Regions from separate parts of the Homo sapiens genome. Here region 2 is linked to region 1. A link is a contact called in ENCODE Hi-C or POLR2A ChIA-PET data. All regions are on one chromosome and are shown on one strand. Each heading gives the region's core, a stretch centred on a gene start or an enhancer-like site at or near the end of the contact. The rest is flanking DNA. Distances are from core to core; before and after follow the strand shown.

Evidence for each region. Hi-C counts contacts between places; a loop is a spot of excess contacts on that map. ChIA-PET counts read pairs that join two places held with the same protein, here RNA polymerase II (POLR2A).
Region 2: a loop to region 1 is called in a map with no recorded cell type, with 1.9 times the contacts of the local background. The contact joins two enhancer-like sites. A Hi-C loop is called at or near these places in 1 of 37 single-sample maps with no recorded cell type. POLR2A ChIA-PET finds 5 or more read pairs at or near these places in 2 of 52 experiments (CD8-positive, alpha-beta T cell and GM12878).

What each region holds. Positions count from the first base shown.
Region 1 is chr2:62,010,218-62,015,873 of GRCh38, forward strand. All of the region lies in intron 2 of COMMD1 (copper metabolism domain containing 1), which reads left to right. Among named protein-coding and RNA genes, the nearest start is that of COMMD1, 110 kb to the left of the region's middle. RefSeq lists an enhancer at 726-925. Within about 2 kb of position 4,059, at least 14 of the 41 ENCODE cell types and tissues checked have a DNase peak (open chromatin) inside an H3K27ac peak, as active enhancers do.
Region 2 is chr2:62,138,961-62,144,186 of GRCh38, forward strand. No RefSeq gene overlaps it. Among named protein-coding and RNA genes, the nearest start is that of B3GNT2, 55 kb to the right of the region's middle. RefSeq lists an enhancer at 3,106-3,195. Within about 2 kb of position 2,296, at least 3 of the 41 ENCODE cell types and tissues checked have a DNase peak (open chromatin) inside an H3K27ac peak, as active enhancers do.

The DNA of each region.
Region 1 (5,656 bases), core at 2,809-5,308:
TACTTGAATTACCTTGTCTTTGAAATATTTGTCTTCCAGAATACCGCATTTGCCTGATTTTCCTGCTAGCCTTCTAGCTCTTTTTTTTTTCTTTTAAAATCTCTTTTGCAGCTTCCTTCTAATCCTCACAACATCTAAATGTTGGTGTACCCTTGAACTCTGTCCTCGATCTTCTTTTCTTCCTTTTTACAACTCACTTCCTAGTTGATCTCATGTAATTCCTTGCATTTAAATACCATCTATATGGTAATGACTCCCAAATGTATATCTCCAAACTGGATTTCTCCCCTAAATTTCAGATACATATTTATGACATACTGGAGATCCTGACTTAAATGTGTAAAAGGTATCAAAAATTGAATATGCCCAAAACTAAGTTCCTCATATATCTCCAAAACCTGTTCCCCCTGCATTTTTTCTCATCTCAGTTAGTGGCACCTCCATTCTTCCAGTTCATATCTTTTTGTTTTCTCCTACCCACATCCATTCCACCATCAAATCTTGCTGGGTCTGTTTTTAAAATATATCTAAAATTTGAACACTTCTCACCACCCCCAACTACTCTGTTTAGATCACCATCACCTCTCTCCTAGATTATAACATCCTCCTAACCGATGTCTCTGTTTCTGCTTTTCAGTCTGTTTTCAACACACAGCATCCAGAATGACTGTTAATGCATAACTCAGAAAATATATTCATGGCTTTCCAGTTCACTCCAGTGGCTTTCTGTGTCAGTCAGATTAATAGTTCTCTCCCTTACTTCGTCTACTCTAGCTAGACCCACTGGCCTTGTTGCTAATTTCTGAAACATTCCAGGGATCTTCAGGACCTGTATACTTGCTCTTGCCTCTTTCTCAATTCGTCTTACTCCAGATATGGCTAGCCTTTTCACTTCCTTAAAGTCTTTTGTTTTTTTTAATCACCTTCTCATTAGGCCTTCACCAGCTACCTCTCTAAAAGAATTCTCCATGTCCTGCTTTATGTTTTATATTTACAATTGACAATGTATAATACAATAAACTATTTATTTAAAGTGTACAATTTGGTTAATTTTGGCTGGTGTACATGTCTGTGAAAACACCAGTACAGTCAAGAACCAGAACACGTTCCTCAGCCCCTAAATGGGGACTGTGTCCCTTTACAGTCATCCACAATTTGTGGACAACTGCTGGTCTGCCTTTTGTTACTTTAGTTGTTTTTCTTCTTGTTACTTATTACTACCTAGCATGCTATTTTACTTATTAATCTTGTCAGTGCTCCAGATTAGCATTTAAGAGGACAAAGATTTTTTTTTTTTAATTGCTGCATCCTCACAGTCTTGGATGCCTCCCGGCACATGGTGTTCAGTTAATATTTCTTGAGTGGATAAATCACGTAACTCACTATAAAGCATCTCCTATGTGTCAGACACTACATAGGAGTTGAGGATGTATCAGTGAACAATACAGACAAGTTTATTATCTTATGGAGCTCACAGTGAAAGAAAGTTGTTAATAATTAGTGTAAGAAATTTTATCAGAGATGGAAGAGCCTTACCAAAGCTCAAAAGATGGAATGGCTATCTTTACCCAGGAAGTTGAAGAAGGCAGTTCTTAAGAGGTGACATTTACATATGATTTTTCCAACATCGTAAACTCTGTGATCCAGAGCTGAGAATCATGAAATAAGAACAACAAAAAAGTTGATACAGGCAAGATGGATTCTCTAGAGTTTATGAACATATCTTTGCATTTAATGCATAGATGTATGACTGGGCGCAGTGACTCGTGCCTGTAATCCTGGCACTGTGGGAGGCTGAGGTAGGTGGATCATTTGAGGTCAGGAGTTTGAGACCAGCCTGGCCAACCTGGTGAAACTCCGTCTCTACTAAAAAATACAAAAAAATTAGCTGGGGCTGGGTGTGGTGGCATGCACCTGTAATCTCAGCTGCTTGGGAGGCTGAGGAACGAGAATCACTTGAACCCAGGAGGCGGAGGTTGCAGTGAGCCAAGATCACGCCATTCCACTCCAGCCTGGGTGACAGAGTGAGACCTTGTCTCAAACACACACACATACACACACACACACACACACACACACACACACACACACACGTGACCTTTGGCAGTGATTTTTTTTTTTTTTTTTGAGATGGAGTCTTACTCTTGTTGCCCAGGCTGGAGTGCAGTGGCTCTCACCGCAATCTCTGCCTCCCAGGTTCAAGCAATTCCCCTGCCTCAGCCTCCTGAGTAGCTGGGATTACAGGCATGCACCACCACGCCCAGCTAATTTTGTGTTTTTAGTAGAGACGGGGTTTCTCCATGTTGGTGAGGCTGGTCTTGAACTCCCGACCTCAGTTGATCCACCCGCCTGGGCCTCCCAAAGTGCTGGGATTACAGGAGTGAGCCACCGCACCCGGCCCCTTTGGCAGTGATTTAGTACAAGTCCCTAGTGATTGCCATTTCTTTCTCACCACCTCCCACAATGTTGATTTTCCATTTTTTCAGCCCGCTGTCAGTAAGAAGTAGCAAGAAGTAAATTGGCAGAAAAGCTATTATAAGCAAAAGGAAGATTCACTTAGCTAGTGATTCAAAGCATCACTATATGTCAGACTCATCTGAGGAGCTTAAAAAGAAATTAAGATGCCCAGACCCCATCTCAAAGTAAGTGGCTTTACTTTAATTTGAGTGAAGGAAGATTTCTTCTCTGAGGTGAGCTGAGCTTTGAATGACAAGAAGGAGGCAGCCCCAGGAAGATCTGGGGGCACAAAATACAGGCAGAGGGAGCAACCAAGGCAAGAAATTAGCCTTGTTAAGAATTTTAAGTGTAATGGGAAGCCATTAGAGGGTTTTAAACAAGGAAAGATGTGATGTGACTTATATTCTAATAGGATTGCCTTGATTCACCTATGGAGAATGGATTTCTGGGATCTCAGTACTGGGATACTGAGATCCCAGGGGGAAAATATCACTAAGGTTGGAATTGCTTTTCTGCACATTAAAAGCAATTCTCTTTTTCCTTGAAACCTCCATGTGATGTTAATTAGGTAAATGGGATTTCAAGGAAAAAAAAAATACAAAACAACAAAAAGAAAAACTGTTATCCTTCATTCTCTTAATAAGATGAGGTATTCAGAAATGAATGGAGCCAATATTAATATTCCACTCCAAAAAATAGTAGAAATGAGTTTACATGGACTTCTCACAATCTCCATTCCACATTTCCATCTCTGTTTCTCATTTATGACAGGTCCCTTCCTTTAAAAACTTTTTTTATTATAATATGTTCCAAAACTTGTTTGTCAAACCTAGGGATAACTAATAAAAATCAGTATTGTAGGGGGAAAAAAGTGAAAGCAGGAGGCCACTTACTGGGCTCTCACAGTGGTCCAGGTGAGATAACGGCATGGAAATAGAGGTAATTTTAAGGAAGTGAAGTGAGCAGGTAGAGTGTAGGTTTTGAATATGGGTGAGTTGCTTTGAGTTGACTTGGAAGGGATGTAGAGAATGAGAGAAAGTGAGGAATTGGGGGTAACACCTTGTTTTTTCTTGTAAGACTATGTTAGCATAATTTGGTAATTCTAGTCATTGTTAAAACAGTCTTATTGCAGTGTTGACTGTCTAACATACAACTTGAGTTTTCTGGTAGCTATAATTACCCCTTCCACTTGGGGAAAAATATGAAAGAAATCATTTAACATTTGGCAGTTAAGAAGATGTTGTTTGTGCTGAAGTAATTTTATTTTTAAAACTCTCAACTTACAGAGAGATGCACTTGAGATTACTGAACATAAATTTTTTATAGACTTTAAAAGAAAATCATTGTTTCTTATGATGTGCCCTTTCTTATGTATACTATACCCAATAAAATGATTTAAAGAGGAGGAGAGAAAAAGATGAGTGTCTTTGCAGATTCATTGACCCTGTGAGAATAGGGCTTTGGCACTGCTGAAGTCCTCAGCCTCTGACTAGTAGCTTGCCAGCACGCAGCCCCTGGTGTTGGACTTCGTTCAGCTGTTCAGGCTGTCTGTTTCTATTCTTGCAGACAGATGGGGTGCTTGAGAGGAAGCCAGGAAGCCAAGCCTTAAGAGGACTTGGAAGCAATTTTTGGATATAAATCCCTTGTCCTAAACTCAGGGCAACAGTGTATCCTGCCCAGCAGTGTTGAACTGCCTGTGTTTGTCTAGTATGTGTGTACTGGCTGGTTGGCTCTGGGCTTCATTCCATGTATGCCACTGCTCTATTGCCAAGATAAATGTAGAAGGCCTCTGGCCCAAGCCCTTCTTTAGTACTTAAAAAAAAAAAATTGTGGTAAAATACACATAACAAAATTTTACCATTTTAACCTTTTTTTTTTTTTTTTTTTTTTTTTTTTTTTTTTTTTGAGACAGAGTCTTGCTCTGTCACCCAGGCTGGAATGCAGTGGTGCAATCTTGGCTCACTGCAACCTCTACCTCCTGGGTTCAGGCGATTCTTCTGTCTCAGCCTCCCGAGTAGCTGGGACTACAGGTGTGCACCACCACGCCAGGCTAATTTTTGTATTTTTAGTAGAGATGGGGTGTCACCATATTGGCTTGGCCAGTATGGTCTTGAACTCCTGACCTCATGATCCACCCCCCTCAGCCTCCCAAAGTGCTGGGATTACAGGTGTGAGCCACTGCGCCCGGCCATTTCAGCAGTTTTTAAGTGTACAGTCCAGTGGTATTAAGTACAGCCCAGTGGTATTAAGTACAGATGGTTTTCTTTTTTAAGAGATGGCAGTCTTGCCACCCAGGCTGGAGTACAGTGGCATGATCATAGCTTACTGTAGCCTCAAGTCCTGGGCTCAAGCAGTCCTCCTGCCTCCACCTCCCAAAGCACTCGGATTACAGATGAGCCACTGCATCCAACCCATTCATGATGTTGTATAACCATCACCACTATTTGCAGATCTTTCTTTTTTAAATCCCAAACAGAAATTCAGTACACATTAAACAATAATTCCCAATTTCCATCTCTTCAGCCCCTGGTAACCTCTTTTCTACTTTTTTCTCTGTGTATTTGCCTATTCTAGGTACCTCATATAAATAGAACCACACAATATTTGTCCTTTTGTGTCTGGTTTATTTTACACATAGTGTCTTCAACTTTTATCGTTGTTGTAGTACATATCAGGATTTCATTCCTTTTAAAGGCTGAATAATATTCCATTGTGTACATATACCACATTTTGTTTATCCATTTATCTGTTGATGGATATTTGAGTTGTTTCCACCTTTTGGCTCTTGTGACTAATCTGCTGTGAACATGGGTATACAAATATCTATTTTAGTCTCTGTTTTTAATTCTTTTGGGTATATACTAGGAGTGGACTTGTTGGATCATACGGTAATTCTATGTTTTAACTTTTTAAGGAACTGACAAACTATTTTCTACAGCAGTTGCTCAATTTTACGGTTTTTTGCAGTACATGAAGTTTCCAGTTTCTGTACATCCTCACTAACACTTGTTAGTTTCTGGGTTTTTTTTTTTTTTCTTTTTTTTTTTTGATAGTTGTCATCCGAATGTATATAAAGTGGTATCTCATTTAGTTTTGAGTTGAAGTCCTTAATGATTAGAGATGTTGAACATCTTTTTATGTGCTTATTGGGTTTGCCCTTTTTGTTTGTTTTTTTGAGACAAGAGTCTTGCTCCATCTC
Region 2 (5,226 bases), core at 1,046-3,545, 130 kb after region 1:
TCAGGAGGCTGAGGAAGGAGGATGCCTTGAGCCCAGGAGTTTGGGGCTTCAGGCAACAACAGCAAGAGCCCATCTCTAAAAAAGAAAGAAAAGGAGAGAGAGAGAGAGAGAGAGAGAGATGAGAGAGAGAGAAAGATGAGAGAAGAAAAGAAAAAAACAGTCCAGCCAAGCTAAAAGTTAGCTTTCAGAATAAAGTCAGAAAATAACTCCAGATTTTGGTAGCGTTGTGTTGATACGAAGCAAAAGATTTGGCCTTATTCTTAGGTCAGGCTTTCCTTGGAAGCTCTAGTTCTTCTCAGCTGTAACAGCAAAAGCCTAAATTCCATTATAGACTCTTTATTTCCTTTATATAACCTCTCTTCCCCCAGTCTTATTTTAATAATGATTCAAAAAGAGTTCCAGCATTAAAAAAAAGTAGTTTAACTCTTCACCCCCAAATGCAAGAAGGTGGTGAAAAGCAGAGGATGATGTTGAGTATCTTAAATAGCTGACATCATGTCAAACTATTAATTGTTGAAGTTATTTTTTTACACCTGAGTGAACATTTAGAAAATAATATAAATAGAAATTAAAGGGAAATAAATGCTAAACCGATGTTAGAAAATACTGTTTTCTGAAGTGTACAGTAAGTATCTTTTTGTATGTTTTTTTTTCTTTTTAATTTATTTATTGAAATGGAGTCTCACTCTGTCACCCAGGCTGGAGTGCAGTGGCGCGATCTTGGCTCACTGCAACCTCCGCCCTTTGAGTTCAAGCGATTCTCCTGCCTCAGCCTCCTGAGTACCTGGGATCACAGGCACCTGCCACCGCACCCAGCTAATTTTTTTTTTACTTTTAGTAGAGACGGAGTTTCACCATCTTGGCCAGGCTAGTCTTGAACTCCTGACCTCATGATCCATCCGCCTCGGCCTCCCAAAGTGCTGGGATTACAGGTGTGAGCCACCATGCCCAGCCTTTTATTTATTTATTTATTTTTGAGAAGGAGTCTCACTCTGTCGCCCAGGGTGGAGTGCAGTGGTGCAATCTCTGCTCACTGCAACCTCTGCCTCCCAGGTTCAAGCGATTCTCCTGTGTCAGCCTCCCGAGTAGCTGGGATTACAGGCATGCGCCACCGCACCCAGCTAATTTTTATATTTTTAGTAGAGACGTGGTTTCACCATGTTGGCCAGGCTGGTCTCAAACTCCTGACCTTCGGTGATCCACCCACCTCGGCCTCCCAAAGTGCTGGGATGACAGGCATGAGCCGCTGCACCCAGCCTCAAAGTGTATAGTAAATATCTAAACAAATGAAAGGGACAAGATATAGAAGGAATCTTAGGATCAGCTGAGAGATAATTGAATACTTTCCTAAAAGAACACAATACTGGAAGGGATGGGGCTTTGTGGGACAATTGCTATTTTGAATTCTTAGGTGTCCAACTTTACAACCAAGGTTTACAAATATTTTAAATGGTGATTTAGTCAGCAGAAGGGAAGACTCAAATAGAACATAATTAGCTTAAGCTTACCTCTAGTTGTAGAGTATACAGGTTTTGACCTCAAAATTTGAAAAATCGCAATTTTTATCTAAGTGCAATCAAGTTTTCCTTATTTGGGGATGGCCATAATTGTCTCTCATGGCAACTCAACTGTATGCAACATTGAACCATCCTTTGTTGCAAAGGAACCTGCCTGGGCCTGCTTCCTGTTAGATAAATGGTCCCAACTGGCATAACTTACAAGTTTGGTACATAAACTATCTGATTACAATACTAACGCTATACGTGAGCAGGTAGTAAAATATGGGCATTTACATCATTTATTCACCAAGAACTGTAATTAGGCATTTTCTTTCTCTTTTATTATATTTTAAAATTTAATATAGAGACAGGGTCTCACGCTGTCCCCCAAGCTAGAGTGCAATGGTGCAACCATTATTCACTGCAGCCTGAACTCCTGGGCTCAAGTGATCTTCCCACCTCAGCACCACCACGCCTGTCTTGTTTCTGTTTTACATGCTCTTGGCTAGTTTCTGTTTCCCACTGGTGTTAGGGTTTTAACTTCTGTTGATTCACAGGATGCAGGTGGGGGAGAGATGGCAAGGGGGAAAATATGAATTTGATTACTCAAGTGGAACAAGGTGAAACCATTAGTTTAAAATAATTTTAGGCTGAAAAATTAAAATCATTAAATTATTTCCTTCATGCTGTTATTACACTGTTTTTGTATTAAAGAAGTAAGCATAAATATGAGGATTGTATATTATTTCTATTCTGGCTATTTTTAGAATCATGGCTAAGAATTGGCATGGATCTCAGAATGACTGATTTGGAGGCTTTAGCATCTGGTCAAAAATGAGGAAACATCTGGACAGACAGGGCAGAAGATTTGTACAAGGCCGTGGTCAGGAAGGAATTTCAGGTCTACTGTCTTCCATCTCTACATTCTACCTTTTAGACCCTTCAAAAGAATAAGTGCTTATTTCAAAAATCTGTGTCCTTGCTCATGTGTTTAAATAATGACAGTTCCTGTAGTGAGGATTTTTGTATGCAGATGTGACCTAAGACTAGGTCCAACGTCACTTACATCCTGCATCCATGTTAGACCTGTCTCTGTGCTTCAGGTTGCTGTCACTCTTTGTAGAGCCTGATGCTGTTTGTGATGACCTTGGCCTCACTTTCCACTCAGTGCCACCCTTCTCTGGGTGCAGTGTGCAAAATGAGTAAGTTGGCTGCCACATGGGGCTTCCAGGCTGTCCACAGTACCCAGATAGCCAGCACATTATTCTCATCCTAGCTGGACAACCATTGACCCAAGCTTGGGTCTCGGGTTCTTGGTGACAAGTTGTTATAAATGGAGAACCGATACCGGGGCACGGTGGCTCACGCCTATAATCCAAGCACTTTGGGAGGCTGAGGCGGGCGGATTGCTTGAACTCAGGAGTTCAAGGCCAGCCTGGGCAACATAGGGAGACCCTGTCTCTACTACTAATAAAAAAATTAGCCAGGCATGGTGGTGCATGCCTGTGATCCCAACTACTCAGGAGGCTGAACTTGGAGGTCGAGTCTGCAGTGAGGCTGTGTTTGTGCCACTGCACTCCATCCTAGGTGACAGAGCAAGACCCCCTCTCAGAAATTAAATAAATAAATAAAAATTTTTGAAATGGAGAACTGAGAAAAGGAACACTAATGCAGTTGTGTTCCCATGGAAGATAGTCAAACAAAGCTAAACATAGCTGGAGTAAGAGAACCAGTGGCTGCTAACAGACGTGGAACTGTGCAACTGAACTAACCCCAAGGCTTACTCCCTCCCTGGGGAGTTGAGGCCAGAAACATTTTCTGTAGCATCTGTGGCAGAGCTGTGGGGCCTTTCTGGCTCAACTGGGAAGGAAGGTGACGGCTGTTGTTCTTCAAGGAATCGCTTTCCTGCCTCCTGAAGGGAATCACCAGGGCCTAGATTCTGGAAAGGGAAGGGAAAGTGGAGAACACAAAAAGGAAACGTTTTCTTGTTCTCCCATGAGATTCATGTGCATGTCCCCAAGCAGATTGCCAGAGGAAATGAAGGTTCTTTAAAAATAATAAATAAATAAATTCTGGCCCAGCACAGTGGCTCACACTTGTAACCCAGCACTTTGGGAGGCTGAAGCAGGAGGACCACTTGAGCCCCGGAGTTAGAAACCAGCCTGGGCAACATAGCAAGACCCTGTCTCTACAAAAATGTTGAACAATTAGCTGGGTGTGGTGCACACAGCTGTAGTTCCAGCTACTCAGGAGGCTGAGATGGGAGGATTACTTGAGCCCAGGAGTTCAAGACCATCCTGGGCATGATGGTGAGACCTCATCTCAATTTAAAGAAAAAAAAAATCCCTCCCATGCCTGTAATTCCAGCACTTTGGGAGGCTGAAGTGGGTGAATTGTTTGAGCTCAGGAGTTCAAGACCAGTCTGGACAACATGGCAAAATCCTGTCTCTACAAAAAATTAGCGAGGCGTGATGGTGCACGCCTGTAGTCCCAGCTACTTGGGGAGCTGAGGTGGGAAGATCAATCGAGCCCAGGAGGTCAAGGCTGCAGTGAGCCGAGATCATGCCACTGCACTCCAGCCTGGGTGACCTTGTCTCAAAAAAAAAAACCCACCAAAATCCCTCCCTTAAAACAGAGTTCAGTGACGGTTGTCACTCTGTGCAAAAATGAACTTGCCCAGTGGGTTTATATTTACTATCAACCAATATCAGCCTATGAATAGCAGAAAAAGGCAAGTAAGGCCATGTAACATTTCATTTTTTCCTGGAGCCCCAGGCTGACCCTGGTTTGGCTGGCCAGGGTGGGACTAAAGGTGAGGCTCCAAATCATCTGGGTACAGGCGGACCACATAGACCAAGAAAGTGCCTTTCAAACTGCCACATTTGTAATCCTAGCTACTCAGGAGGCTGAGGCAGGAGGATCCTTGAGCCCAGGAGTTCAAGACCATCCTGGGCAACATATTGAGACCCCATCTTGAATGAATGAATGGTGCCTTTCCCCAGACTTCCTTTGAATTGAAAGAAAACAAGTCACTTCATAAGTTACTTTATGAACCATTAAAACTGGATACAGCCATTTGCTGGGTGGCGTACCACCGCTTCAAATATCACTTATAGGGAATTTAGGGAAAAATCTTTTCCCCTAATATCAGGAAGTTTAAAAATAAGTAACCAGATAATCTGGGGCCAGGAGCATGTAGTGGGAGAGTTATCAGGCCCACCCAGTTCCCTGAGACAGGTGGAAAAAACTGACCCTTCTCTTCATCAGTTCTTATAGATGTAATTTCAACAAATGGGAAAGGATAATGCAAAACCCTTCCTTGTCCCTGTACACATGGGGAAGAGTTGAACAAAATGCTAGGGGAATTTGGCTCTGAAGGTCCCTGAATAGCTTGAGAGCTCTCACTGGGGACCCATCCCTGGGAGAATCAACTTGCATCACCTTTGGGCAACCACCCCTGGAACCATAACAGAAGGGGCAAGACCAAGCAAGTCCCTATTGCCTTGAGTGAGTCCTGGAAGAAAGTGGTTACTGGGGTAACCACAGCCTGTGCCATTCTTTACAGCCCAAATGCCATCCCTAGTTTTGCACCTAGAAGTTTAGCCATTAATTGTGTTCATAGATTTAGGGGTCCATGTGCATGTTTGATACTTTAGGTATATTGTGTGATGCTGACATTTGGCATATGAATGATTCTGTCACCCGGGTAGTGAACATAGTACCCAGT